Regions from separate parts of the Homo sapiens genome. Here region 2 is linked to region 1. The links are chromatin contacts, found by Hi-C in ENCODE. All regions are on one chromosome and are shown on one strand. The core of a region is the stretch at or near the end of the contact, and the rest is flanking DNA. Distances in the headings are between cores, read along the strand shown. Region 1 holds the start of GAD2 (glutamate decarboxylase 2). Region 2 overlaps APBB1IP (amyloid beta precursor protein binding family B member 1 interacting protein).

Evidence for each region. Hi-C counts contacts between places; a loop is a spot of excess contacts on that map. Pooled maps may share reads with other maps.
Region 2: a pooled map shows a loop between it and region 1 (7-fold over the local background). The contact joins the enhancer-like site here to the promoter of GAD2 in region 1. A Hi-C loop is called at or near these places in 5 of 50 pooled maps.

The regions. Positions count from the first base shown.
Region 1 is chr10:26,213,008-26,218,626 of GRCh38, forward strand. It overlaps GAD2 (glutamate decarboxylase 2), which reads left to right and starts at 3,767. Exons shown (of 16, transcript NM_001134366.2): 1 at 3,767-3,878; 2 at 4,603-4,662; 3 at 4,835-4,984. The coding sequence starts at 3,803. RefSeq lists enhancers at 781-1,348, 1,349-1,914, 1,915-2,481, 5,091-5,619.
Region 2 is chr10:26,553,390-26,559,008 of GRCh38, forward strand. All of the region lies in intron 11 of APBB1IP (amyloid beta precursor protein binding family B member 1 interacting protein), which reads left to right. Among named protein-coding and RNA genes, the nearest start is that of LINC03028, 23 kb to the right of the region's middle. Within about 2 kb of position 2,847, at least 7 of the 41 ENCODE cell types and tissues checked have a DNase peak (open chromatin) inside an H3K27ac peak, as active enhancers do.

The DNA of each region.
Region 1 (5,619 bases), core at 2,517-5,016:
TCCCATCTAAGCAACCTGGAGAGGGTGAGGACAGGTGATGAGGTCGTTGCATGGAATTGGAAGAAGGGTTCTGATCACGATGGGGCTCACCCCTTGTGTGGGTGCCCTTGGCTCCTGCACCCACAAGCCGGAGTCAAAAGACTCTGGGGAAATATTCGAGGAGTGAGTGAGGGCATGTGCAGAGGGCTCAGAGCGTTTGTTGCGCCGCTGGTCCACAGGGCATAGTAATCTCGCCAACTCAAAGAGTTGGCACCAAAAGGTCCCCAGAGCCAACTCGTGTAATCTCTTCATTTTACAGATGCAATGTGGCCAAGGGAAAACCTGCAGCTATGGCATGGCAGAGTCCAAGTGCCCTCCAGGCCTTCTTTTTCCCTGGGTTAGCGGCACAGTCTTGCTGGGGTTGCGACTGAAAGTAAGGAGTAACCCTCAGCTGTGCGAATGCACTGAGGAGCTGAGTATGGCCCAGTACCCAGGAAACCAGCACAGCAGGTCACCAGAGAGAGGGGCTTGGGAGGGGCAGGGGTGTCTAAAGCCCAAAGTGGCCTGGCCCCCTTCCACCTCTAGCTGCCTGTCCACTTGCCTCCAGAAGGCCTGGGTTTGTGGGGAGGGCGGAGCAGGGGCCAGGGGTAAGGAGCAGTAAGCTAAGCTCAGCTTTTCTGCCTGGCCACCCTTCAATCTAGGCGTCCTTCTTGGGTGGCCCCTGAAGACAAGAGCCCTGGCACTCAGCCCCTTCTGTTATTTCTGTTGGTGTAGGGAGAATTTATGGAGGGAGGCAACAGACTCCCTCCCTAAATTTTTCCTGCACCAATGTTTTAAGTGAGAATAGAAAAGAGAATGGCAAAGGCTTGGTGAATGCTTGGTTGCAATATTTTTGTGTTCTTCCGTGGTTGTTTCCTCTTTTTCTTTCCATCTTCCCTTCTTTCTCTGTCCTTTGACATTTAAGCACGGGAAGGACACAGGAAAATGTGTGCCAGACACTCTTCTTTGGGTCAGCCTGAGACCCATATGTTGGTAAACCAGACACCTAAGGAAACTGTCCCTACAAGTCGGAGGATTGGGTCTCTCGCCCCTCATCTGAGGAAGGGCCTTCCAAAGCGGCCGCCTTCCCTTCCCATTCACTGGCTGCCTCCTTTGTGAACTAATGACTGTAATTATTACCTCCCAGAGCTCTTTTGTTATCTCCAACCCCAAGCCCCGGAGAGGGGGAATGGGCTCTTTAGTGAAATGAAAGTCATTACAAAGCAAATTACCGTCTAGGGAGGGACAGCCTTCAGGAAAGACAAATCAGATCTCCATCTGCATCTGAAGTAGGGTGTGTTTAAATAAAAAATGTAAATATCACCATTAGATCCAAAGTACTCCAGAGCTGTGGGATTTAATGGAGTTTAAACGGTAGCACTTGAAGCCATTGCTTTACCAAAAAGAAAAAAAAATCAGTTAAATTCAGGTGTTTTAATCCGTTTCTTCTTTGGGGGTTTTGTGTGATTTAAACGCTTGCTTTTAAGAACCTTTATGTTTTCAACCACTCATCCATAGTAGAAAAGTTCTGCAACCCTAGACTGCTGGCTTGAAGGAAAACCTTTGCAGGATTTGATATGGATTTCAACAAAGAACCAGCCTCTGCGAGGCTGGAGAGAGCTGCGGAGCTGCCATGCCTGAAGTGCAGATGGCTGAACCACAAGTCTTTAGGTTTCCGGAGTTGTTATTGTGGTGACCTAGAGTGTCAGAGCCAGGAGAGCAAGAAAGAGGAGCCAAACTGAGCCCTGAGTTTTCGACCACCCGGGCTCCCACAGCCTGGAACAGACTTCACCTAGCACGCTCAGTGCCAGCCTTCGGCAGGACGCTATCAACGCCCGACTGGTTTCCTGCTCTCATCCTGGCGCCTGGGCCCAGTTGCCATAGTGTGGATCCCATGACTCCTCAGGGAACCCCTGGACTCAGGCACGCGAGAAGAAGACAGCGCTTTGTGGAGAGAATTGACCAGGGACAGTTATGCTCGAGCACACAGGACTTGGGCCTGTATGCGTCCAGCATGGGCCCCAGGATGTCCCTTCTAAGCGAGGGTCGAGGGGTGCTCGCCCAGACGGGATCCCCGGGTCTCTGCTTTGTTAGCAGCTTTGGTGGCTGGTTCAGGAGGTCAGAGAAATAAAACGACTTGTGAACACAATGGAAATGACAGGCGCTCTGGCCAGGCGCGGGGAAGGCAGCCGCCTCGGGAAGCCGACCTCAGCCCTTTCCTCTCTCTCCCTCCCTCCGTCTCCCCCAGAGCCCCGGAGCTCCGAGGTGCACTTGAAGTTCATCTCCACTGCCAGGAGAACGCAGCGCAAACTGTCAAAGGGCTCCCAATCCTTAGGGCGTCCTCCCTGTCTGCAATAGCTTTTTGTAGAAAGGAAATCATCAGAACGATTCTGACTTTCTCCTCCTTTCTTTATTAGAAAAAGAGAAACCGCCTCCTAATACGCCTCAGAGAGAACCAATCTCGCGCTTCCGGGTCACCCGCTACCGCGAAGATTCTCTGGGGGCGAGGGGGGGCATTGGTTTGAAGCCCCTTAAAACGAGGGCCCTGCAGGCGATGCCTTCTTTCCTACTCGGATTTGTAAAGCCGAGATTGCTTAGTTGGAAACCCTGTTCTCCCCTCCCAGGCGCACACAGATCCCCCTTACACGCAAGCAGCGGGCGCTTCCACGCCTCCGCGGGCCAAGGTCACCAAATGCCCTGATTCCATCCCCCACCCGCCATCAATCCTGCCGACTCTGGCCGCTCTGCCTCATTCTCTTCCAAGAAGTTTCCATTCGTTTTATTTTTTTTTCCCCAGCCCGAGGTCCTCAGTAGACTCCAGCGTGGATTTTAATTGCCTCAATCAGCAGTCATTCTCCCCAGCCGTCACTCAGAGCCTGGACGGTGGGTCCCGCGATCTAGCCCTTGGCTACGCAGGAACGGTGCGCCCCCGGGTACGGCGCGGTTCAGCAGGCAGGCGTCAGGTTCTACCAAGGCGCTGAAATGAGCCCATCAGCGGGTAGGAGCCCTTCCCCCGCCGTCCCCTCCCCAGGCTCGTGAACGGCGCCTGATGCCCGCCCGGGGCGCGAGCTCTCGAGGTCGCAGTGACCTCAGCACCTGCTTGGAGGAAAACGGCGCGGGAACCCCGCTTCCTTCCCCTCAGCTGGAGCCAGACCTCAAACAAAACCCCAATCGATGCACACAGAAAACTCCTCTGGGCCACGCTTCCCGCCTCGCCGAGGTCTCCCCAGTCTGCCCCTCGCTGACGCTGGCGCGCAGCGGCTGTGGCAGCACCCGGGACAGCGGCCGCCCGCACTTCCCGCCTCTGGCTCGCCCGAGGACGCGCTGGCACGCCTCCCACCCCCTCACTCTGACTCCAGCTGGCGTGCATGGTCTGCCTCGCATCCTCACGACTCAGCTCCCTCCCTCTCTCGTGTTTTTTTCCTCCGCCGCCCCCTCATTCATCCCCACTGGGCTCCCTTTCCCTCAAATGCTCTGGGGCTCTCCGCGCTTTCCTGAGTCCGGGCTCCGAGGACCCTTAGGTAGTCCCGGTCTCTTTTAAAGCTCCCCGGCTTCCAAAGGGTTGCCACGTCCCTAAACCCTGTCTCCAGCTCGCATACACACACGCACAGACACGCACGTTTTCTGTTCCTGCGTGACACCCGCCCTCGCCGCTCGGCCCCGCCGGTCCCCGCGCGGTGCCCTCCTCCCGCCACACGGGCACGCACGCGCGCGCAGGGCCAAGCCCGAGGCAGCTCGCCCGCAGCTCGCACTCGCAGGCGACCTGCTCCAGTCTCCAAAGCCGATGGCATCTCCGGGCTCTGGCTTTTGGTCTTTCGGGTCGGAAGATGGCTCTGGGGATTCCGAGAATCCCGGCACAGGTAGGAAGGAGAACGGGGGCCTGCGGCGGGCGAGTTTTGCGGTGGTCTGGGGTTTGCGGAACTACGGAGAAGACGAAGGAGGTTTTTCCACCTGCAACAGGAAACTTCTTCGGGCGCTTCTCCCTGCTTTTGGGCTAAGTCCTTGACGGCCCAAGAGCTCAAGACCTCTACAGCCTCTTGTACCCTGGGAAGACGCCCAAATAGTCTCAGGCCCGTTCCACAGAAGGTTGGAAGAGCCCCCCAAAGACCGCGGTGTCTCGGGGACATGGAATTCCGTGGTCCTGGGGCGCTGCTAAGATCCGGGTGTCTGGACCCTGGGGTGGGACGGAGTGACCGTGAAGATAGAAAAAAAAAATGGGAAAGGTGAGAGATTTCTTTATCTAGAAAGACAGTCTGCGAAAAAATGGATAGCTTCAGTGTTTAGGAAAACTCGTCCAAGGTAGGCAGGGAGAGGAATTTGCCTGAGCCGATTGGCACCTGGAAGGGCAGCGGTGTGGGCTTCTCCTCGGGAAACAGATAAAGGAAATGAGGGCTGGCCCGGGCCGCCAGCCTCCCGCTTGCCTTCTGCACCTGCCGGCCTCACCGAGTCCTGAGCGGCCCCCAGGAGGAAGGCGGCCCCTCCTAGGACCCCGGACTGATTGATTTTCACATAGAACGAAATTTCACACGTCCGTCTGTTGTTCTCTTTCTGCCTCGCTGTCTGCCTGCCTATTCTTCCTTGCAGCGCGAGCCTGGTGCCAAGTGGCTCAGAAGTTCACGGGCGGCATCGGAAACAAACTGTGCGGTGAGTGCCCAGGGACCGGGGCGGCCAAGGTCGGCCCGCGGGGTCCAAGCAGTCTTCTCACCTCCGCATCCCAGTCAGCGGAGTCGGGGTTTCCTGGCTGCGGGTAGGCGGGAGCGAGGGAGCCGGGCCCGGCGGAGGATTGACGAGGCCCGCGTTCGGTGTCCTTACCCAGCCCTGCTCTACGGAGACGCCGAGAAGCCGGCGGAGAGCGGCGGGAGCCAACCCCCGCGGGCCGCCGCCCGGAAGGCCGCCTGCGCCTGCGACCAGAAGCCCTGCAGCTGCTCCAAAGTGGATGTCAACTACGCGTTTCTCCATGCAACAGGTAAAGACTCAGCGGGGAGCCCCGGGGCGCCCCTGCCCCTCTCTCTGCCCCGCCCACCGCGGCCGGTGCGGGTCCGGCGCTGAGAGCCGGACAGGGGCGTCGAGGTGGCAGCGGAGGCGGGACCTGCCAGAATCTTCAGATAAAAGCGAGAAATGCGGGACCTGCCCGCTGGGTCCAAGCCCCCGAACCTGGCCTCGGAGCTCCAAGAGGGCTCTGAGGCCGTGGCGCTCTTCCCCCAGCGCGGCCCTTGGGATGGCGGGTGGCCGACGATCCAGGCGCTCGTGCGCTCACTGAATCGATGACGGCTGGCTTCCCTAGGCCGCTGGGGCCTCGGGTGGGACTCAGTTTCCAAATACCGTGCCCGAGAATTCAGAATTGCATTTTTTTTAGGTCTTTAGATCACGAGAGTGATTTGTAGCTGCAATTGCACAAGAGAACGATTCCATTCACATGAAACCCGCGCGCCGAGTTTTACCCCCGTGCACTTACACACCGTCTCCCAAATGTACGCGCGCACACACACATGCAGACACACATGCATACGCTCTCTCTCTCTCTCTCACACACACACACACACACACACACACACACACACACTGACTTTAGAAACAGCGGGCCTTCCTATCAGACCAGAG
Region 2 (5,619 bases), core at 1,597-4,096, 340 kb after region 1:
ACCTGTAATTCCAGCACTTTGGGAGGCCGAGGCAGGGGGATTGTTTGAAAGCAGAAGTTCAAGACCAACCTGGGCAACATTGTGAAACCTCGTCTCTACAAAAAATTTAAAAACATTAGCTGGGCATGGTGGCGCACATCTGTGGTCCCAGCTCCTCAGGTGGCCGATCGGGGTGGGAGAATCACTTGAGCCCAGGCGTTGGAAGTTGCAGGGAGCCATGATTGCACCACTGCACTCCAGCCTGGGCAACAGAGGCAGACCCTTTCTCTACGAATGTATACATATATCTTTTGAATTTTCTTTATTCAGACTTGGGGGTACATCGGTAAACAAAACAAAGGCCTCTGGCTTTGTGGAGTTTGCATGCTAGCAGGCTTCTCCCTGCACCTCTGTGGAAACTGCTATTATTAAGATTTCCAAAGAATAGTGGCTTTCTCCAGTCCTCATGGCATCTTTTGCATTGATGACAGCATCCTCATTTTATGGTCTTCAAACTGGACCCCTACTCTGCTTCTGCTGGTGCCTCCTCCTTCCCTACACACTGTAATGCTCTCCAGGGTCCTAAATTCAGTTCTCACCAGACTCCCCGTGCTCTCGCTGAGATCACATTCACAGCCACAGCTCCAACCATTGTCTGTGTTGGAGACAAATAATTCCTAATCCGTAGTGGACAGTCTCACCTTCTTCCCTAGCTCCACACGTGCAGTAACCACATGTCCAAGGGGTACCTCTATCATGCACACTGATTTCAACATTTCCTCCACCCCCTGCTTTCCACAGTCCCTCAAGGATGAATGGCACCATCACCTACTCTATTCGTTTTCTGGAGCTGCTGTAACAAACTGCTGGTAACTAGATAACTTCACAGAAATTTATTTATTGAAGAGTTCAGGAGACCAGAAGTCCCAAATCAAGGTGATATTGGAATCAGAAGTCCAAAATCAAAACCAGAGTTGTGTTCCTTCTGAGGGCTCAGAGGCAAAATCTGTTCCATGCCTCCACGCCTCTTCTAGCTTCCGGCAGCTCCCAGCAGTGCTGGCATTCCTTGGCTTGCAGCTGCGTGTGCCAATCTCTGCCTCCCTCAACATGTGACTATCTTCTTTCTTTGTCTTTGTCTGTGTCTGTTTCTTCTCTTCTTATAAGAACGTGTCATTTTGGTGGTTGTTTTTGTTTGCTTGTTTTTTGTCGGTTTTGGTGTTTTTTGTTTTCTTGAGACAGGGTCTCACTCTGTTGCTCAGGCTGAGTGTGGTGGTATGATCACAGCTCATGGCAGCCTCAACTTCCTGGGCTTAAGTGATCCTCCTGCCTCAGCCTCCCAAGTAGCTGGGACTACAGGTGCACACCACCACACCTGGCTAATTTTTTGTATTTTTTGCAGAGATGGGGTTTAGCTATGTTGCCCAAGCTGATCTTGAGCTCTTGGGCTCAAGCAATCCACCCACCTTGGCCTCCCAAAGTGCTATGATTACAGGTGTGAGCGACCACACCCGGCTTACACCAGTCTCTTTGGATTTAGAGCCCACTTTCATCAGGATGACTTCATCTTAACTTTATTACATCTGGCAATGACCCTATTTCCAAATAAGGTTACATTCATAGGTACCAGGAGTGAGTACCATAGCTTTTAGGAGGAGGGAGATAATTAAACCCATAACATCCACCTACTCTACCAAGCTAGAAACAGAAAAAGCATGCCTGATTTTCTTCCTGTCCCCATTTCTCGTTAATCTATGAGCAAGTTCTTCTATTTCCCATCAAGATCTCCCATTGAGCCCTCCCTCAGTTCGATCTTATTCTTCACTCCAGATCCATCTTCCTCATAGCCCCCAGTGACTTCCTGTGTCACTGTGCTGTTTTAAAATGTCCAGTGCCCCCCACTGCCCAGGGGATCATGTCTAGATTCTAGTTTGACTCAAGGGTCTTTACTCAGATTCCACACCAGCTTAATTTCTGCTTCTTCATTCCATGGTTTCCAGACCTCAGCCATACAGAATTTCTCCATGTTCTCCAAATATATTACAGCATTCTGTCGCTTCTTCCAAAGACCCTCTCTTGGCCCATTTTCAAACTTTTAGTATGGAACATACTATTTCATAATCACATTACATATGTGATTTGATTACATCAGGTGTTTACATACATCTCTCCCTAAAACACCTCCAGGGAGCATTGCCCAATTAACACATGAGCTCTCTTATTCCTCTTTTTGTTGTTTTTTTGTTTGTTTGTTTGAGGTAGGGTCTCCTCCAGCCCAGTCTGGAGCACAGTGGCACAATCATGGCTCACCGCAGCCTCGAACACCTGGTTCCATCTATCCTCCCACTTCAGCATCTCTAGTAGCTGGAACTACAGGTGTGTGCCACAACACCTGGTTAATTTTTGTACTTTTTGTAGAGACAAGGTTTCACTGTGTTGCCTAGGCTGATCTCAAATTCCTAGCCTCAAGTGATCTGCCTGTCTTGGCCTCTCAAAGTGCTGGGATTACAGGTGTGAGCCACGGGGCCCTGCCTCTCTTACTCCTCTTAATGTACCTAGGAATTAGCATATTTCTTGGCACCCAGAGATATTTATTGAACAAACAGGACCTTGGTTCTTTCACTACCTTTGGCCTTGGATAAATTGCTCACCCTCTCTCACCCTGTTTTCTCATTTCGTAAGCTCAGAGGGTCTATAAGTGCCCTTTAAGCAGTGACAGTCCACAATCGCCCTGACCTCTGTGTGCTGTTCTCATGTCCCAAGAGAGCTTCTCTCTCTTTATGATCGGGAACAATCAAATCAATTGCGAAAGAGCCTGGCCAGTGACACTGCACCAGCATTTTCCTGAAACCTCTTTGCAAATGATTATTCAGCAAAAGGCTCGGTTAGGCAATAAGCTCCTTGGCAAAGTCTCAAGACACGGTGGAGAACAAGCCCAGTGACTTGCTCTATAATGTCTGCAAGGCTGAACGATTTCTGCATCACCAAGGGAGCCAGAAAGGAGCTTTTTCCCATTAGGTAGCTCATCTTAGAACCATAAAATCTGAGGATTGCTAGAGACCTTAGAGGTCATAGAATCCTCCTGTATACATCCATAGCACACATATAGTGTAAGGAAGGAACTTGGTGAGACCTGACCTATAGCAAGGTTTATCACCCCATCATCAGGGGGCTGTTTTATGTTCAAAAGTCATTTTCTTTAAGGGAGTGACTACATTTTGCTCTATTTCAATGAATAACATTCTTAAGAAATTGTTTAGGGTGCTTGTTAAATGGCTAACTCTATATAAGCAGTTGCTTTGTGCATTTTGTTGCAAACACGATGAGATTTAGTCTGCTCTGGAAACTTGGTTCTCACGTGACATCTACCAAAAACAATAATAGATTATCTTGAAGGTAACAATGTCAGCTTTTTAAATGTCTGAGTGGGGGGTGGGTGGAATAGCTGCTTTCTAAGAACAATTATAAACATTCAATTGCTGAAGAGACCAATGCTTGCCTCTCTTACATGACAATCAGAACACAAATGCTGTTTGTAGGTCAGAGAGCCGTGTTTCTGGTGCTGAAAGACAAGGGCATTGGTTTGGCTTTGCACATGTTATTGTTGAAGGGAATGCTGGAGGCATTTGTGGGCTGTCATGTTCCAGCCAATAAGTGTTGGCTTTAGTATATTTTTCATCAATATGACCTTCAGGTTAATTAAGAAAACAAATCCTTTTTGCTATCGGGCCATATTACCTGAGTTGATAGATATTTCCAATTTTAAGGGCCTCCAAAGAGGATCATTATTGGAGTAACATTTGCAAAAATAAAATCTAACATTCAGAATGAGGGAGTAAGCATTGAACCGCCAAAACAGTAAAATGCCCAGCAGCCATTCAAAAGTGTTTGCTGTCATCTGCTGGCTAGACTGGAAAACTACAGCAACATTCAGGAGCCTGATGTGAAGTTCTCACCGTCGGTAGAGAGAATGTCTGTGTTCCTGTTTGCTATGCCCAAGCAAATAGGAATTGACCGTTCTTCGAGCAATGGAGATGCAATTTCTGAGGCCGAGTGACCTACATAGAGAATACATATTTAAAGACAAAAATATGAGTAGAGTTTCCTCAGTTGCCTGAAAAGACCAAAGAGAGGAATTTTTAAAAAATCATTTCTGAATTTTTCCGTAGTCTCTTCCAAGTCTGGGATTTGGGTTTAATAGCTTAATACAAACACAGAAATTCTAGGTGGTTAGTCAGGAGACCCCCAGGTTCTAGTGGGGTCACAGGGAGGAATATATAGTAACCTCTCTGAGCCTCAGTTTTCTCATTTGTGAAACCAAAAATTACTAAACTCTCGTCAAGCTCTTGGAGTCTATAAAGGTCTTGTTATCCTTTCTGGACAAAGATTACAATCCCACACGCTCTTGCTGGCTGAGTCATTAGAAAGTCTAGCAGAGTGACTAGACGCTGCCAGTCAGATTCCAACTGAAGTTTAAAGACACGAGACCCTTTGCTTAGAACAACTTTGAGAATAGCCATTTCCTTGGAGGTCAGTGATTTAAGATGGAAAGCGAAAGAGAAGTGGAGAGGTCCATGCAATACCCTAAGAGAGGAATTGGACAGCTTCCCTCCTTTCCTGCCAACTGAAGAGCAGATAGATGCTTCCAGCTCTCTTGGCTTTCCATTCCACTTTCAGCACCACCAGCAAATGAGGATTATCCTAGCAGGATTAATGAATCCTCTGAGGACAGGAGGAAGAAGAAAGAGGTGGTACCATACCACACACACACACAAACACACACACACACACACACACACACACGATGCTTGTGGTTAATTATTTTTCTACATAATAAAATGTATTATAATAAACCTTATAATGACCCATGAAAATTTACATGGCCCATATTAATATCTCAGAACCTATGTTTGGTTGCCGGCCCCTCGCCTGATGACGGTGATTTCTAACTGAACAGGAAATATTGTGCTTGTTTCTTGATTCTTCAAGTATTCTGACATCTGGACTGGAATACCTGCCATGCGCTGGCCATGTGCTAAGCACTGAGGGTCTTCAGCAGTGAATAAGACAGATGTAGTTCCCACCTTCATGGAAGACACAGTCTATCAGAGACAGACACATAAAACAGAAACTAACTGGGCTTGGTGGTTCACGCATGTAATCCCAGCACTTTGGGAGGCTAAGGTGGGAGGATCACTTGAGCCCGGGGTTTCAGCACCAGACTGGGAAACATAGCAAGAGTGTTTCTTTAAAAAAAAAAAAAAAAAGCCAAGCATGGATGCATGTTTGTGGTCCCAGCGACAGAGGAGGCTGAGGTGGAAGGATTGCGTGAGCCCAGGAGTTAGAGGCTGCAGTGAGCCGTGATGGCACAACTGCACTCCAACCTGGGCAACAGAGTGAGACCCTGTCTTAAAAAATAATAAAAATTAAACCAGAAACAACAGAAGCAATGAGGACTAGGAGGAATGCAAGGAGTTTCTCTTTCACACCTGCCCATTTCCTTCTTCTCTTTGTGAGCTCCTGGAAGGCCTGTTCAGCAACCGGAACCATTGCTTAGTGCTACTTGCACTAAGTGTAATAGACAGAAATATTCCTTCTCCAGGGTGTCCATCTGGAAGCCACTGGCCCACTTGGGCAGCACAT